Regions from separate parts of the Homo sapiens genome. Here region 1 is linked to region 2. A link is a loop called in an ENCODE intact Hi-C map of the cell type or tissue named here. Cell type or tissue: CD4-positive, alpha-beta T cell. All regions are shown on one strand.

Evidence for each region. Hi-C counts contacts between places; a loop is a spot of excess contacts. Peaks named below come from ENCODE experiments on the same cell type or tissue, not always from the same donor. Only the 100,000 strongest peaks of a DNase experiment are listed, where the experiment ranks them.
Region 1: a loop joins it to region 2, with 4 times the contacts of the local background. A loop is called at or near these places in 3 of 110 quality-filtered maps.

What each region holds. Positions count from the first base shown.
Region 1 is chrX:16,693,285-16,697,284 of GRCh38, forward strand. It overlaps CTPS2 (CTP synthase 2), which reads right to left. Exons shown (of 19, transcript NM_175859.3): 5 at 87-203. Among named protein-coding and RNA genes, the nearest start is that of CTPS2, 17 kb to the right of the region's middle. In CD4-positive, alpha-beta T cell, CTCF peaks have their summits at 1,952 (motif pointing left) and 2,153; a DNase peak (open chromatin) is centred at 1,987.
Region 2 is chrX:15,347,058-15,351,057 of GRCh38, forward strand. It overlaps VEGFD (vascular endothelial growth factor D), which reads right to left. Exons shown (of 7, transcript NM_004469.5): 6 at 107-302. PIR-FIGF (PIR-FIGF readthrough) reads right to left here. Exons shown (of 15, transcript NR_037859.2): 14 at 107-302. Among named protein-coding and RNA genes, the nearest start is that of PIGA, 14 kb to the left of the region's middle. In CD4-positive, alpha-beta T cell, CTCF peaks have their summits at 2,175 (motif pointing right) and 2,376; a DNase peak (open chromatin) is centred at 2,184.

The DNA of each region.
Region 1 (4,000 bases), 1.3 Mb after region 2:
TGCCCCACTTTCAAATGCAGGACACATAGAATATCATAGGAAAACTTATCAAAGTTGCTGTCCACATACTTATCTGGAAAGCCCACCTGTGGGACAAGGCTAACGTGGATATTACAGAAATTCTCTCTTTTCGCCTTAAACTGGAATTGTCTAAACGCCTCCACAAACGGCATTCCTTCGATGTCTCCAATGGTGCCTCCCAGCTGGGAATGGAAAACAAACAAAAAAAGACACAAATGACCACACATCTCCCACAGTACACAAGCTAATAAAAAGAGTTCTTAATAAACCGAGCATGAGAACTAAAGTTTGATGGTTACACAGAGGTTTATAAATACGTTCAAAATCACTAAATTGTGGCTGGGTATGGCGGCTCACACCTATGATCCCAGCGCTTTGGGAGGCCAAGGCAGGAGGATCACTTGAGCCCAGGAGGTCAAGGCTGCAGTGAGTCATGATCATCCCACTGCATTCCAGCCTAGATGACAGAGCGAGACCCTTTCTCTGAAAAAATATAAAAATAAAAAATAAAACTTCAAAAAAGATTTCTCCACGTGTATACTCTTCAGTAGCCCATTGCTTCATTAAAACTAACAATAAGGCCAGGCGCAGTGGCTCATGCTTGTAATCCCAGCACTTTGGGAGGCCGAGGCGGGCGGATCACAGGTCAGGAGATCGGGACCATCCTGGCCAACATGGTGAAACCCTGTCTCTACTAAAAATACAAAAATTAGCTGGACGTGGTGGGGCACACCTGTAGTCCCAGCTACTCGGGAGGCTGAGGCAGGAGAATCGCTTGAACCCAGGAGGCAGAGGTTGCAGTGAGTCGAGATCACACCGTTGCACTCCAGCCTGGGCGACAGAGCGAGACTCCATCTCAAAACAAAAACAAAAACAAAAAACTAGCATCAAATCTCCTTAATGCAGCCAACAAAAGGCTCTCAGGACCTGGCCCTTGCACTGAGTCTCCAATGCCATCTGGTCCCCTCCCCGCTGGCCTCTTGGGTACTCCATGCTCTTCCTTCCTGCTCCTTAAGCCCTCCTACCCTCCTTCTTCATCTACAGCAACCTCTTTATCCTCCAGTCCAAGAGAGATGCATCCTCCTTGGAGGGCGGACTCTGACCCTCCTTGGAGGGCAGACTCTGACCCCCCACCTAAAGCAGCCTATATCCCACTAGCCCTTGTCACAGCACTGTACCCATCCTAGGAATTCAGCACAAGTTGCCTCTATTTCATTTCCGTCTTTGTTTCCTGGCTCTCTACCCCACTAGACTGTAAGCCCCATGAGGGCATGAGCCCAGTACCCTGCATGCAGCACTGGAGGTTTAGTTTAGTAGTCGGGCCAGGACAGAAAGGTCCTGAAATTCAATATAAGCCCTAAGGAACAGTGTTCTAGTACCTGTTACCAAAATTACAGCAGAACCAAAGCCAGGGCTGGGTGCAGTGGCTCACACCTGTAATCCCAACACTTTGGGAGGCAGGTGTATCACTTGAGCACAGGAGTTTGAGACCAGCATGGGCAACAAAGTGAGACCTTGCCTCCACAAAAACATAAAAAATTAGCTGGGCATGGCGGCACGGCGCCTATGGTCCCAGCCACTCAGGAGGCTGAGGTGGGAGGATCGCTTGAGCCTGGAGAAGTCCAGGCTGCAGTGAGTCATGATCATACCACTGCACTCCAGCCTAGGGAACAGAGTAAGACACTGTCTCTTTAAAAAACAACAACAACAACAACAACAACTCAACGAAATGAAAACATCACATGCAATCAGGAACTTGGCAGGGGTGAAGTGAGTGTAAGTACCCACTAAATACAAGGCACCAAAATCTAATTTTTGAAAATCATTTATTTTTTCTAAGGAAAACCAGAGGTCTGCACTTAAACTAAACCGTGTGCTTCCATCTTGTGTTTTGATGGGGATTCTCTGGGGGGTCAATAATAGTGAATGCCAAAAGGAGGCCAACTTCAAACATTATCAGCTTCTGCCCTCACGTGGTCAGCAGCGGTACTACAGTCTCCCTGCTAATTCAGAAGTTCCCATTACCATACCTCTAGGTCACCCACATTATCGTGTTCAGAAACCTTCAATATTACTACTGGAATAGTTTGAAGTTAACTGTTGCCCCAGATAAAAGGGAAAATATCACCTATAACAATACTTTATGCTGAAATGGAAGCAGCAGCAAATTTATGAGATGTGCAAAGTTGTTTTTGCCTTTGTCTTTAATGAAAGTCTTTTTTCTTTTTCTTTTTTTATTTTTATTTATTTATTTATTTATTTTTGAGATGGAGTCTCGCTCTGTTGCCCAGGCTGGAGTGCAATGGCGCGATGTCGGCTCACTGCAAGCTCCGCCTCCTGGGTGCACGCCATTCTCCTGCCTCAGCCTCCTGAGTAGCTGGGACTATAGGCGCCCACCACCACGCCCGGCTAATTTTTTGTATTTTTAGTAGAGACGGGGTTTCACCGTGTTAGACAGGATGGCCTCGATCTCCTGACCTCGTGATCCACCCGCCTCAGCCTCCCAAAGTGCTGGGATTACAGGCGTGAGCCACCACACCCGGCCCTTTTTAAATTTTTTTTAAAGACAGAGTCTCGCTCTGCCACCCAGGCTGGAGTGCAGTAGTGAGATCATGGCTCACTGCGGCCTCAAACTCCTGGGTATAAATGATCCTCCTGCCTCAGCCTCCCAAGTAGCTGGGACTACAGACCTGCACCACCACACTTGGCTGAGTCTTCTTTTTTGGAAAATAAACAAGAAGAAAGAAAACTGTTATTCCTTTAAGACAAGCATAAATTATTTCAGGTTCATGCCAAGATAACTCGTACTAATATAAATAAAACCTGTCAGCTCCACTGGTATGAGAAGTTGAGGTCTCACTCATAAAAATGGCTTTGAAGACATTTCAACAGCTCCTCTATGATTAAAACTAAAAATCAGCTTTGGCAGTCCTTCTTCAAAAGCTTAAATGGTGCACAGACACAACTGTTGAACACAACTTACAATCAACCAAAGAGGATGGTTGACCACTAGTATCCAATAAGCAAATATAAACATCAGGGTTATAACGGAGAAGGGGTTCTGTTTGTCAGTTTCCCTGTTTCCATGAAATTTAAAATCCAGCCAATGAGCTCCTGGAGAGCAGGAGTCAGATCACACTCAACCTCACATCCTTAGCAGCTATCATCAGGGCTAGTACATATTAAGTGCTAAATTAATCATTGTGAAGACAAGTCAATTCAAGGGTAGAATAAGAAATAAAATTAAAAATTTGCCAGGCATAGTGGTGGTACACTGTAGTCCCAGCTACTTGGGAGGCTGAGGCAAGATGATTGGTTGAGCCCAGAAGTTTGAGGCTGCAGTGGGCTTTGATCGCACCTGTGGATAGCTACTGCACTCCAGCCCGAGGCAACATAGCGAGACCCTATCTATAAAAAATAAATAGCCAGTAACTTTATCAGTTCTACTATTAACAAAATGGATCTTCTACATATCATGATATCTGCTAACACTTACATTGATGACAATAATAATAGCTAACTTATGTTCACTGAGCACTTCCTAAATGCCAGACATTGCAAAGTGCTCTGATACATTGCATTTAATCCCCAATCCTGTTATTATCTTATTATTATAATATTATATTATTACATTATTACAAATGAGGACGTTGAAACTGTGAGAATTTTCCAAAAGTCATACAGGCATCTTAATAATAGCTAATAATTTTTAAGCACTTACTATATCTGTGACACCATTCTAAGCACTAAGTGTAGAGACTTATTTAATCTTCAAAACAATGAGTTACAAATGAGTTAAATGAGTTAAAGAGGCACAGAGAGGTTGAGCAAACTTGCCCAAGGTCACCCCCTCCTCCCCATAAGTGACCTTGCTAGGCTACAAACCCAGACAGTTTGCCTCCAGACTCTTAATCACTGAGCTATACGTGGCTCAGGGGTCACTGCAGAAATACAAACTGAGGCAGCCTGACTCTAAGAA
Region 2 (4,000 bases):
CTCAGGCACCAAGGGGAAAAATTAGCTTACTAAGGAATCCCACCAAATTAAAATGGCATCTACGTTAAATGTCATGAGTAAAGGCAAGACAACTCAAGGCATTTACCTGCAGGTGTCTGGGTGAAATAGCTTGTGCTTCTGGCAGCAGGTCTCCAGACTTTCTTTGCACTCAAAGCAACTGCAGTTTTTGGGGTGCTGGATTAGATCTTTGGGACATGGTGTTTTACAGACACACTCGCAACGATCTTCGTCAAACATCATGTGTGGCCCACAGAGAGCTGGTTCCTGGAGATGAGAGTGGTCTAAAGAGAAACAGAAACGTGTTGGTCAGATAGTTGTAGTGTGGCAATTGGATCACCAAAGTTGATTGTATCTTTTATGTCATCCGTAAGTAACTTGGATTCACCCAATCTCCTTCCTATAGATTTATGCCCCTAATTTTTTCACAGGGTGAGGAAGATTAACCTCTGATTTCACAATACAAACACAGGTTTGTGTGTTTTCTTAGGTTTGTGATTTTTAAAATATCATAAGCTGAATATTTTTCATAAAATATTTTTAGAGATTTTTATGTTGATGACTTGTTTAGAATGCAAACTTCCACAACCAAGTATTAGTAATAAAATATAGGATGTCTAAGGGTTATGAATCTAGCTGTCTCCATTTTTTGGTGGAGATTAAAAGGAGAGACACACAAAATAATTGGTGTTGTAGAAATACACCTCAGACATTCCAGGCCAGGCGTAGCAATAGCAATGCATGTCCTCACTGCAGATCATAACACTAGTATAAAAGATATAGGAGTAATAATGAACTTTGATTCCACCAACATCTGCTGGAAGATACATTCAAGTAAAGGGGAGGGTCTGAGAAGTTTTTGACATACTCATCTGACAAATATTTCTTCTAGAAGGTGTATAAAACAATTGAATAGCTACTACTCCAAATCCATTTCTGATTAACAAGTTGAAATTCATTGCAAAATAAATGGAAGAGACAGAAACTTTGGAAGAACTTGACTCTGTCCCTTTAGCATTCTTGAAGGTTTTGGAGGGACGTACATGTTTAGTAGTTTTCTCCCCAAATCTGCTTCTCTCCCAGTTTGCCTCATTTAGGGAATGGTGACATCATTCTTGACTCACCTGCTCTGGTAAGTCTGAGCATCATGTCCACTCAGTTCTGCCTCTCTAAATTTGTTCTTTATTTTCCATCCCCACTACCACTCCCACAATTCAGTCTGTACCTTGTGTTTCTTTTGTAGATGGCTGTCGCTCTGTCACTCATCTCACCACCACAAGTTTTATCCCTCCAACCTATTCTTCTTCACATGATTAACAAATGCAAACCAAATCACTTCATTCCACTGCTTTGAATGCATTAAAAGGTTCCCTTCCCACAATAAAAACCAATTTTCCCACCAGGACATACAAGGCCCTCCATGAACTGGATCATAGTAACCTCACAGACTCATCTTCTGTTTCTTGCTTTCATATATCCTGTGTGTTCCATTTATACCAAATGACAGCACTTTCTGTTGCCCTGATATTCCAGTGCCTCCCAGTCCCATGCCTTTGGCCTTGTCTTTCCTTCTGCCATCCCTTTTCCCTGACATCTTTCCCAATGTCTGCAGGTTTAGCTAAGTGTCCTTATCCTGTGCATATTGCTGTCCGATTCTTTCTTGCACTGATTACATTTGTCTGTTTACTTGTATGTTTCCCCCATTAAGTAAAATGTCCTGAAGGAGAAGGAGCAGGTCTCATTGTTCTGATATAAAATAGGCACTCGATGGATGTTTGTTGGGTTTATTTGGTGTAATAAAAGGGTCCTGAAGCAGGCCGATGTATGGAGCTTCTGGGAATCCCATCCAGCATTCCAAGCCATTGGGTTAAACCATATGTTCTTGCCAATATCTGACTTTAATGACATATCAAAATGAGAATCTCGTGCGGTTCAACTTTATAGTTTAAACTTTTCTGTAATGCACGACGTTTGAGAATGGGTGCTGGAAGGCTAAATCTGAGAAGTCTCCATTTTGAACTTTGTGGAGAGGGAAAATGTGAGCTCTGTAAGTCATATGCCAGTGAGGCAGATGCCGCTTTGGGGTAAGACAAGAGTAACTTGTTAAAGGATAAAGAGGCTTTTTAAAAATTCGCAATGATCACTAGGTGGCAGCAGAAGTTCACTAAGAATACTTCAGACAGGCCCAAGGCCATTGTTGGACAGGGTTGTTCAGGGAAACACAATCCACAAGGTGTTTGCAGAACTTCAGCAGGCTGTTTGGCAGAGTCTGTGCTCACATCCTTATAGCCAAGTTAAAAGAAACAAAAACTGGATGCAAGAGAACTGGTGGTGGAACAGCAAGTAGCTGAGGGTGATATCTTGAAGTATTATGTATTGATTTCCGTCCCTAGAGAGTCTGATGATATGTTCTGTTCTCAGCTTTGTTCCTTTTACCATTTTTATCAATAAACTGATAGAATTTTTTCAAAATAAATTCTTGAAATTGTAGCTCTCTTCAAGAAGGAAGGGATATATTAAGTATTTTAAAATACAGAATTGGGACCTCCTCAATTTATTCTTTTGTGTGTGTGTGTGTTTGTGTATATCGTTTGTTTTAACAATTTAGAGCAATGACCTGACTCTAACAAGACTCAATTAAATTAGACTTGGATTCACTAACCTAAATGTGCTCATCTGGGCAAGAGAAGTCACTGTAGAAAAGGCAGTTGGCTTAACAGTCACATGTGCGGAAAAAAAGTATAGTGAGCAGTAAGCTCAGTAAATCCCATCAATTTGATGGGGCCACTGGAGAAATGAATGTGAACTTGATCCACATTGGGGACTTATAGGAGATGAGAATGAGAAACAATTGTGATCCAGTCCACCCTGCGCCTCTCACTTACATCATTGCTACAACTTCCCAAAAGGTTTCCTGCCTCCTTCCCTGCCCCGAGTCAACACATCCTCTTCTACACTGTTGCTGATATGATTTTGTTAAAATTCTAATGGGTACTGTCACTCTCCTGCTTTAGCCAGTTGTGTGGTTTCCCTTTGTCCTTAGTATCACATCCAAGCTCCCATGCAAGAATTACAAGGTCCTTCTGCTTTGCCCCTGTGAGCCTGTCCAGCTTCTTCTCTCACATCTAACCAGCCCCTTCCCCATTATGTCCCCACCCATTATATCCCCACCATGCTGAACTTCTTCCAGTATGTTCTCTCACCTCCAGCCCTGAGTGCTCATATACCCGCTGCTTAGAACAGCACTTCTCTTCTTCCCTATTCTTCTTACCACCCTCTACACACGTGTACTGGCTGAGTGCCTTCCCAAGAATTATCTCCAGCAGAAATAAGCTGCCTCTCCTAAGGCTACATCCCCTCTCCAAGGCAGCCAATGAACGGTCTACAGGGCTCAGCCTCTTCACCTAGATTTAAGACTTACCCCCGCAGGGGTTCCCAGCTTCAACTTCCCATTGGCTTAGGCTGATGCCTCTTAGCAACTGCGCTGTGGTCTGCTGCCTCTCTCTTTACCCTTTAATGCCTTGTGCCTGCCTACAAACCTCCTCCGTACAAAACTGTCTCAGAGGCTTTGTGCCAGGAAATCCTCAGCTAGAGCCTTTAAGCTCTAAGTATATTGCCCTTCCCACAGTAACTTACTTTCTTTCTCTTTCTTTCTTTCTATCCTTCCTTCCTTCCTTTCTTTTTCTTTCTTTTCTTTCTTTCTTTCTCTCTCTTTCTTTTCTTTTCTTTCTTTCTTTCTCTCTCTCTCTCTTTCTTTTCTTTTCTTTTTCTCTTTCTCTCTTTCTTTCTTTCTTTCTTTTTTTGGAGGCAGAGTCTCACTCTGTCATCCAGGCCCGAGTGCGGTGGCATGACCTCGGCTCACTGCAACCTCTGCCTCCCAGGTTCAAGAGATTCTCATGCCTCAGCCTCCTGAGTAGCTGGGACTACAGGCGCACATCACCATGCCCAGCTATTTTTTTTTTTTTTTTTTTTTTTTTTTTTT